Regions from separate parts of the Homo sapiens genome. Here region 1 is linked to region 2. Evidence: chromatin contacts called from ENCODE Hi-C or POLR2A ChIA-PET data. All regions are on one chromosome and are shown on one strand. Each heading gives the region's core, a stretch centred on a gene start or an enhancer-like site at or near the end of the contact. The rest is flanking DNA. Distances are from core to core; before and after follow the strand shown.

Region 1 (5,000 bases), core at 1,357-3,856, 98 kb before region 2:
AAATGACTAGTATTTTAATTTTCCTAACCTTTTCCATGTTAACAAGGAATCTCTAAGTAAATGAGTAGCAGGTATAATTAGCAGTCATCTGAGAAGTTTGGGGGCAGTCTTTTTGGTGTATTTCCCAGAATCAAGACAGTGAATGACAAATGACTGGGTAACAAATACATTTTCATGTCTCATGGTTTCCATTTCTTTTCTTTTGACAAAATTGAAGGGGGACCAAGTTGATTTGTCAGGTGACAGGTCATTACTAATTTTTGATAATAGTTTATAATGTAATTTTTGACATCATAAAACTCCTTTCATTGATCTCTTGTTTTTGAGGAGAACAAAGTTTCTCACAATGTTTTTCTAAAAATGTGAAATAGAAATAGAATTAATTTTGGACCCCATTTCATTTTAGCAATAAGTAATTTTCTTCTGTGAGTATATCAGCTGATTGAAAAAAACACCTTTTTGATTATTTATTTAAACACATTATAGAGCTATGTTGTTTTGATCAATTGTATTCTGATGATTATTGAAATTATAAACTTGGTCTAGAAAAAGCTGTTTAAACCTTACAGTCTTACAATGATACTGAAATTAAAATTTTAGTGTATGTGCATTTTTGTGTCAGAATAGAATGATAATGATGGTCATTTATGAAAATAACTTTCAAACATGACAATTGCTAAGATATTCCTTAGCAAATGACAATTGCTAAGAAGTACGAGGAGTAAATGGAATGGAAATATGAGTTCAAGGAGAAAATGGAACAAGAAGCAAATAAAGAAGACTTTTCATGTATTTTAAAAATTGGTCATTGTGGGTACAGAATTGCTCCGCTACTTAGTTCCATTGGCAGAGTTTAAAAGAGTGATGTAATGGTTTTATTTTAAAATGCTAATATTTACAATAGTAAGGAAATGACATTCTCTGCAACTATTTAAACTCACAATAAAAGTTTTTAAAAATGTCATCTTAAAACTGTGAGGGAGAAAATGGGTTTTCAAATCCTGAGGGGTGATTGGATGTACCGGGGTGAGGGAGCTTTGCAGAGGAGGTGCTGGGAGCTGCACTTCGACAGGAGAAAGATGTCTGCCAGTCAGAGGAGGGCCCAGCCAGTTGCCTACTGGAGGCTGAGGTTTTAGGGGCAAAAGGCTGGCTCCTGGCACACTCACCAGGATGCCCATTACCATAGCAACTGATATCGTGGCCATTTTGTAGACACCCAAGTGTGAGAAGCAGCTATGTGACGGTCAACAATGCAGCTGCAGATGGCAGCACCCTTTGCTGGCCCCTGGCGAGTGTGTGTGCATGGCTCTCTGCTTTCTCTGTGGTGGCTGTTGTTCAGCGGCACCCTGAATTAGCCTGGCTTCAAACCCCAACTGCCTTCCCTTGCCCCACAGCATGCTAAGAGGACAGGACCACCCGTGCACCCCCAGGCTTCCAGAAATCAGGTGGCACTTTCAATCCCCAGGATCCAAGAGGATCAAAACAACGAGGCCGAGTTTGAAAAATGGACAAGAATAAGCTCAAAAAGAGCAGAGCAGAGGCTTTATCTTTTGTTGTGTTAGTGAGAAGGAAAACCTTGGTAAAGTTGGTGTATGGGGACGGGTCTTGGCTTGGAGGGTTTCCAATTGACTTGAAAAGAAACTCGGGCCTTTTTGCCCTATGAACCCAGCTCAGAAGCTTGTAGGGGAAGCAAATTTGAACTGCAGACCTCAAAATTGTGTTTGTGTTGACTGGGGAGCCACAGAGCCAGGTAGCACGTTGGTAAGAGTTCTCACACTTCTAGAAAATGCTGCAGTTGGAGCCTGCCCGGGGTGGGCTGTCCTGGGGCAGGAGAGCAGCTTCAGGCAGGGTCCGTGCAGAGAGGAGCCCCCGAGGCCTGTCCTGCCCCCCACCTTCAGTGTGGATTCTGCATTTATGCTTATTTATTTTCAAGTGTGTATACAGATGTGTGGGTTTTCTGAAGAGATGTGAGGGGAGGGAAGCAAATGTAGCTGTGCGGAATGTTTTGAGCCACAGCCATCGGGATCCAGAGGAAAATGGTTGACTTTTTCCAGCCTGCCCAGATGGGCCGAGCGTGTGGCATGTTAGCTCTGGCAGGGCCCCCGGGCTCTGTAAACACCGCTGCGGCCCTAGGCCGGGACGCCATGTGGACTGTCAGGACTTGCTGCCTAATGGGCTCTCGCAGAGTCTTCCAGCCGCTTCCTCTGGTCTCTGTGGCTCTGGGGAAAGCCTCGGGGACAGGGTGGGAGTCAAGTTATTTGATTCTGTCCCTTGAGGTCCATTTGTCCACTTCCCAGAAGAGCTGGACTGACAGCGAAAGGGACGTTCTTCTCTTGGGCAGGAAGACCTTGCCAGCATCCATGCTATGTGTGTTTCAGGAGCGGAGGGCAGGTTCAATTAGCTGCGGCAAGTCAGGTCTCGGAGAGGTCGTGGGAGGCCCCTCACCCTGGAGCCAGCTCCCCTTCCCCTCTCTGTTGCTTTCCGGGTTCCTTTTTTATGTCCGCTCTGGATGAGTGCATTTGCCTTCTGCCCTTTTCACTTCAATGGCCCTGATGCCGTCGTGTCCCGGCGACACACGTGCATGCTGAGCTCAGCGGCGTGGATGGGTGCCAGGTGCCAGGCTCCACTGTCAGCAAATCACACCCTCTCCTCAGCCCGCCACAGCCTTTCTGAGACTTGGGTCTATAAATTGCATCATGACAAGTCGCCTGGGAACTTCCCTCGCTGCTGGCAGCTCCACACCCATGCATTTCCTTTTCCTGTAAAAAAAAAAAAAAAATCAATTCCCAGCTCAAACTCAAGAGAGAAGGTTAGTTATATCGAAACCTACTGCACATAGACACTATATTTTCAGGAAAATATTGTCACCTTTTGAAATCTGTCACGTTGTGTTCCTTCCCGTTCCTGACCCCCTTCCTGGTCCCCTCCCTCCCCAGCCTTGACAGGAACAGTCAGCCTCAAGTCAAGCCTACAGCCACGCCCCATGCCCCTACCCCAGGAGGATGCGTGCTTTCAGAAATGGTTCCAGTGGTGGTGAGGCCCTCAGCCCCCCAGGACCCTCCTGTCAGCAGGGGAAGTTGACCGAGAGGGATGCTTGGGGTCGGGAGGTTGAGCCTTAAGACAGAGATCTCGGACGCATGGCGGGTTTCTGCTTAGCTGATGATGTTGGGCAGTTTTCTCATCTTTGCCCCACCTTCCTCATTTCTGAAATAGGAGAGGAATAATTTCACAGGAGGAAATGAGCATCCAGGTCAGTCATCAGTTTCCAGTGTCAGGACGCTGCATGGAGTGGTGTTCTCTCTTTACCACCCAACCAGGGCATGCTTTTCCACCTTTCCATGGATGCCAAGCCTTTGAATGAAAGCATCAGTCTCCAGGAGTCTTGGGCTAAAATCAAATCTATGAACTTAGAAAGGAGGTAGAATGGACATTTGTTGTTTTTGCTGCTCCCCGTTCATGCTAATAGCACCCCATTTCCTTTCCAGGAAATGACCTCATCCCCGTCCTGTGCATTCCAGGGAATTAGCTCACCCGCATGGTAGACTGTCAATCAAGGCGCCCTGCTCTCCCTGGCCAAGCGGTAGGCATGTTACTACAGTGGGGCCAACTGGATTCTCCCTTTTATGCATTGGATCTGGGGCAGCCTCACGAGTCAGGACACACGCTGCACTTGATACATACCAGAGTGCTTCCTCAGCCACAGCCATGGTTCCTGCCAGACCCCCCAGAGAGTCCCTGGTCCTGTTCACTCTGGCCGGGGGCAGTGGCCACCTGAAAAAGACTGATGTTAGTTTCCTACCCGCCTGTGCTAAATAAGCAGAAAGAAAAGTTCTTCCCACCTGAATGGGTGAGCTGAGGGGTCAAACCACAGGGCACCCAACATCATCATGCTGAGGATGAGAAATTAATCCACAAATGCTGCCTGAGCAAGGGACAATGGGACTCAGAAGTGCTAGAACTCTTTCCAGATAATGGAAACTGGATCCTGGGATCGCAAAACATGCAGGTGGCTCTTGAGCAACGCGGGTTTGAACTGCGCGAGTCCACTTGTACATGGTTTTCCTTCCATCTCTGCCCCCAGAGAGAGCGAGGCTAACCCCTCCTCCTCCTCGTCCTCCTCGTCCTACTCCACATGAAGACAATGAGGTCTTTAGGATGGTCTGCTTTCACTTATAGACTAGTAAATGTATTTTCTCTTCCTTATGATTTTCTTAGTAACATTTTATTTTCTCTAGTTTACTTTATTGTAAGAATACAGTATGTAATACATAAGACATACAAAATATGTGTCAATCAACTGCTTATCTTCTTGGTTTCCAGTCAAAAGTAGGCTATTAGTAGTTAGGTTTTTAAGGAGTTGAAAGTTCTGTGTGAATTTTTGGCGGCTCAAGGGATCACCACTCATAACTCCGACAGTGCTCAATGGTCAACTGTGTATCTTTCTGCATTTGTGTCAAATAAGGAGGGTCATTCATCTCTTCTTTCTCCTCCTCTGCTCCTTCCTTGTCTTTGAAAAAAAAACTTTTTTTGAGAGACAGGGTCTTACTCTGTCATCCAGTCTGAAGTACAGTGGCGCGATTATAGCTCACTGTAGTGTCAAATTTCTAGACTCACGTGATCCTCCTGCCTCAGCTTTCTGAGCAGCTGAGACTAGAGGCATGCACCACCACATCCAGCTAATTTTTGTTTTTATTTTTATTTTTGTGGAGATGTGGTCTTGCTATGTTGCCCAGGCTGGTCTCAAACTCCTGGGCTCAAGTGATCCTCCTGCCTCAGCCTCCCAAAATGTTGGAATTACCAGCATGAGCCATCATGCCTGGCCCTTGTCTTCTTATTATTTATTTATTTTGTTTCTTTCTTTTAGGGGGCAAAGAAGATGGACATTTTTTGATGGAAGCCAGTTTAATCTATATCCTTTACAGTATCTATTTAACCAAGTTAAGGTTCTCTCTGTCTATCTGGATGATCAGGGGTCATGCCTCTATAACTGGAGCCTGAAA
Region 2 (5,106 bases), core at 1,449-3,948:
ATCCTTGAACACAAATAATTTTATGCAAGTGCAAGCATAAGTAGAGAATATATTTCTGAAAGTGAAATTATTGGGTCAGAAGGTTTTTAAATTTGTAAATCTTTAAAGATTTGCCAAATTGTTCTCCCAGGTTTACCAGTTCCCCCTAGAAATGTATGGAAATGATTCCTCACAACTCACCAACATAGTAGACTGTCAAACTCAGTCCAAAATTTGAATGGTTTCTTTTATTCAGACGTGAACAGTAAGTCAGAGTCACACTATTTTAACAGCTTCTTTTGCTTTTTGGGACCATAACAGACCAAACAGCCATCTATTCATCACTGTAACAAACAGGCATTGAGTTCTTATTAATTCATTCAAGAACACCTTCTATGTGCCAGGCATCCTGCCAGGTCTGGGAATACAGTAGTGATACAATGATCCCGGATTTTATTGACAATGGGGGAGACAGACAAATGATCACATACAAGAGCTCAGAAGGAAAAGCAGCGAGTCTGTGCGGTGTAAAACAGGAAGGCCTGCTCTGGGCTGGAGTGGCCTCAAAAGCTTCCTTGAGAAATGCTGTCTGAGCTGAAGGATGAGCAGGAATCATGGAGGGGTGTGTGTTTGTTTCTGTGTTTGTGTGTGCCTATGCTTGTGCATGTGTACACACATGCTGAACTTTCCAGACAATAGAGAAAGAGCAGGTCACCTTCAGGGATGTGGAAGAAGGGAGGGGCAGAGACTGCAAGAAAACTGGGATGTGAGGCACTGTGGAAGATCCCTCCACCTCAAGGGACCTCCGTAGAAAGACTGGACAATGCCCGATCATAAGTAAGTCTGGTAAAGAACTGGATAATAAGATCCATTAGACAGGCAAAGAGAGAAATTAGGAATGAATCTTCATGGTTTTAGTTCCCTTGTGCAATTGTGTGCTTGATTTGTTTATTTTCTTTATCTGTTTTGATAATATAAATCCTGTGCTACTTCTTAACCATTGGTTCCACTTTAATAAGTCAACAGTGGTTGCCCGGTCCCCTCTTCTTACCATTGTATCCTAAAGGAAGAACTGAGAGATTTGGTGCTCCAAATCCCAGGAGTTTCTGCATGACCTCATCAGTGTCAGGAGAGCCAAGCCCAGATGGATGGTCTAGCCTGTACAGGTGGGCCTCCCACCTCTCCAGGTGTGTGTTATAGTGCTTAGAATATCGAGGCATACTAGGTGCTAAGACATCCAAATGTTTCCGAGTGTATATGAAGAGAAGTTAAGACTAGGGGAGCTGTACTTTGAAACTGGGTTTATAGCTGAAACCTCAAGTTCAGTTGTCTTAACATCACATAAATAACAACAAACAAATGTGAATGAAACGAGCTTTTCAAAAAGTTAAAGGCCAGGCACGGTGGCTCACGCCTGTAATCTCAATACTTTGGGAGGCCGAGGCGGGTGGATCACCTGAGGTTAGGAGTTTGAGACCAGCCTGGTCAATATGGTGAAACTCTGTCTCTACTAAAAATACAAAAATTAGCTGGGTGTGGCAGCAGGCACCTGTAATCCCAGCTACTCGGCAGGCTGAGGCAGGAGAATCGCTTGAACCTGGGAGGTGGAGGTTGCAGTGAGCCGAGATCACGCCACTGCACTCCAGCCTGGATGACAGAGCGAGACTCCATCTCAAAAAAAAAGTTAAAAACATGACTCTCAAAGATATAGAAATCATATCCATGTCAAAATTGTATGTGACTCATTAATTGATGAGGGAACCAGTAAAATGTTAAGACTGGTTCAAAAGAGAATTTGAAGAACAGATGTAAACACTGGAGACTACTAGAGGCGGGAGAGAGGGAGTGGGGCAAGGACTGAAAAACTGCCTATGGGGTACTATGCTCACTACCTGGGTGATGGGACCATTCACACCCCAAACCTCAGTGTCATGCAATATACCCATGTAACAAACCTGCATGTGTACCCCTGAATCTAAAATAAAAGTTGAAATTATTGAAAGAAACAGATTTATATGGTCAGTCAAAAGAATGCTGAAATAAACTTGCCAACAAATGTAAACTGATTAACATTCTAGACAGTAATAAACTGTAATGTTTGGGGGTTAGCTTTTCTATTAGATGAAAATAAATTTAATCTCTACCAGGTCAAATCCGTTTGCATTGTAATGAGCTGGAATCATTTCCATGATTCTCTGACAAGAATTACTTTATGTTGCTATTGGTTTTTTACCAGTTAACTTCTACCCCTACAGCACTGCCAATAGAAAGTCAAAAGTACACGCCCAGAAACATTGCACTAATAAAACATCCCATATCCCCCCTCCTTTAAAACACATTGTATACAGTGCATTAACTCTAAAAAGATCAGAGCACTTATTTATTGCCAAGGATTTTATGACCATATGATCATCCCAAGGATGTTTAGAAACTAGCATTCCGCCACCGTACTGAGATTGAAAAGAAGCGTTCACATATGACTATGAGCTAGAAATTAGCACCCAAACCAGGCTAACCTACAACCTATAATTAATTGTTCTCATGGCTCCAACAAGAAAGATCACTGCTCTTTGAACTACTGCTCTTTTATCTTTATTTCCACTACAAACCCAGACTTTAAGTTTCCAGCCACATAAAGCAAAGCCTTCTTCATACTGCCTTAAATTCTGTAGTAGTATAAATATAGCATTCAGTGACCTGCTTTCTTTATGACTAGCAACCTTTGTCAAACACTGGTGAGAGAGTGAGAAATAGAGTAAGTCTTGGGCTTGTGGCAGGAAGCGGTGTCTAAAGATGCCACTTCCTGGACAGGAGGATCAAAGCAAAAGTAAAGGGAAATAAAGATAAAAGAGCAGTAGTTCAAAGAGCAGTGAACGCTTCTTTCACTCTGGGCACCATCTGCCCAAAGGAAAGCCGAGTGAGGTACAACCAGAATCCGATATTAGGATGTCTCAACAGGAAACCCCAGACTGTGAGCAGAAGAACATAACAGCCAGAGTTCATAGGTGTATCAGACAGGGCTCAGAGAAGCAGACTCACTATGAATATTTTAGAACTAAACATTTAATATAGATATTAGACCTTGTGGGCAAAGATGGGGAAGGAAGCAAGCGCCTGAAAATGGGCGTTTAATATTTGGAGAAAAGTCATTAGGCAGCCCTGGTGCTGGTGACTGAGTCAGAGTTTGCAGGAAGTCTTGAATCGAAGCACATGGAGCATCTGCACTGAGAAGTTGACAAGGGGTTGATATCAGTCCAAAGGTCATTGGCTCTTTGAAGCTACTGCCTGTGTCAGGCCACAGCAGTGCCTCTGGTGGGGGGCTGGCATTACCATTGGGCAGCAGCGCTGCTGGTTGGAAGGACAGCTGGGTATGGAGTGGGAAGGGGTGAGGACACACTGGAACTCTCTAGCACTTCTGGCCCCACACTCAACAATGACCTTCAGGACATAGTGGCTGTGGTTTCTCTTCTGCCTCCTAAATATCATGCAGAGTCACTTTTGCCAACTCGAACCTAGAACCACATAGGTTGACAATGGAATAATCCAGCCCCCAGTGGGGCAAACCCAAAATCATTTGGTGGAAAAGGCATAAATGCCAGACAACATGGTGTTTTCAATAACCAAACGTTCCCCTGGAAAATGCTTATGGTAGATGGACTCCCTTTGAAGAGCACAGACCCCACCACTAAAGACACACTGCCAAGAGTCGTGAAGAGCCCAGCGGGGATGTATATGGAAGCTGTCTGTAACCTGCCCACTAATTGAAGGAATGGGTGTTATGTGTCCATCAACATGGGGTAGTAATTTGGACCACTTGAGCCAGCGCATTAATGGTCCGATGTGAATGATCACTGTGACCAATTCACCAGTTCTCTGCTTGATAAGGAAAGCATGGAAGACAATCAGGTCACCATTTTGTTGTTTTATTTTCAAGTTCCCACTTCTACATGAGTGCAAAGTTCTCCTTGTACCTTCTCTTCTTTTTTCCTCTAATTTATCCTTCCCCTTCTTTTATTCCTGCTTTTCCTCCTGCACATTGCTACATTTATCCATAGAGCACAAAATGGTGGATGGGTTGACGGATAAGACCAGAGTTGAAAAGAATGGGAATCAATTTTACGGTGCAGCATAACACAGCACGCAGAGAAACGGATGGAGGATCAGGGGGCTTGGGTGCTGCTCTAAGAATGACTGGGGGTGAGATACTGAGATATTTCACAGCCCTGAGGCTCCGTAGATCATATTTCCCCAGGAGTCCAAAAAAAGTGTGTGTGTTTTCTATGAGAGAATAACTCGAGGAATTTACAAGGCACCTGAATAAAAGTCCTGAGATGTCCTGCAGTAAAAAAACAAACTTTCCAACTTTGTTCAATCCAGTGTTTCTCAAACTAGTTTGACTCTGGAACCCTTATTTGTAACTTCTAGTAATATTCTACAGGTGAAACACACTTTGGGTAGTGTTCTAAATGATGTCTAGGGTAGTTCTTTCACCTCTACAATGCCCTGAATTTTTCCACTTTTCTTACAAAACTCAAACCCCAATATAAATTGAAAGTCCAGTTGAACCCTGAGCAGCCTGCAACAAGGAAACATCACTTTTTTTTTCTTTTTTTAGCTAAAGCTTTCTCAATGAGGGCTAGTCCGAGAGGAAGCACATGAGGTATACTTAGTAACATGAGTAATAGCCCATCTTGATATGTCTTCTATCAAGAGATCCCAAGTTACCTGGATCAGTGTTTTTCAGACACAGAGAATAATCTCACTCAGGAACATTGTCTTTGAGTTCCAACAGCAGCAATATGCAGAAAAACACTCCAGCTTGGATTGGACTACATAAGATTTTCTAAACCAGGATGGCCAACTAGGATCCTAATCTTCCAAGTGCTTGGACCTTGGATAGGTCAACCGGCTGAAGGTTGGACAGTTGTTGGTTTAGGTTGGAGACCAAAATTCAGTCATCCTGTAATATAGATCTTGTTCCTTTTGGGTTTACCACTAGGGGTCACTAAAGAGAGATGGGAGACAGTCTCAATCTTGTCTAAATAATTCCAAAATAGCCATGGGCTTTGGACAAAATACAAGGTTAGTGTCTCTCTAACTTTAATGGGCATATGAATAACCTGGTGG

The links. Hi-C counts contacts between places; a loop is a spot of excess contacts on that map. ChIA-PET counts read pairs that join two places held with the same protein, here RNA polymerase II (POLR2A). Pooled maps may share reads with other maps.
Region 1: a loop to region 2 is called in a pooled map, with 11 times the contacts of the local background. The contact joins two enhancer-like sites. A Hi-C loop is called at or near these places in 1 of 168 maps with a recorded cell type or tissue (naive thymus-derived CD4-positive, alpha-beta T cell) and 7 of 50 pooled maps. POLR2A ChIA-PET finds 5 or more read pairs at or near these places in 2 of 52 experiments (A549 and activated CD4-positive, alpha-beta T cell).

The regions. Positions count from the first base shown.
Region 1 is chr9:95,624,419-95,629,418 of GRCh38, forward strand. No RefSeq gene overlaps it. Among named protein-coding and RNA genes, the nearest start is that of PTCH1, 120 kb to the left of the region's middle. RefSeq lists enhancers at 2,165-2,844, 2,697-3,896, 3,369-3,663. Within about 2 kb of position 2,607, at least 7 of the 41 ENCODE cell types and tissues checked have a DNase peak (open chromatin) inside an H3K27ac peak, as active enhancers do.
Region 2 is chr9:95,721,978-95,727,083 of GRCh38, forward strand. No RefSeq gene overlaps it. Among named protein-coding and RNA genes, the nearest start is that of ERCC6L2, 150 kb to the right of the region's middle. RefSeq lists an enhancer at 2,508-2,607. Within about 2 kb of position 2,699, at least 3 of the 41 ENCODE cell types and tissues checked have a DNase peak (open chromatin) inside an H3K27ac peak, as active enhancers do.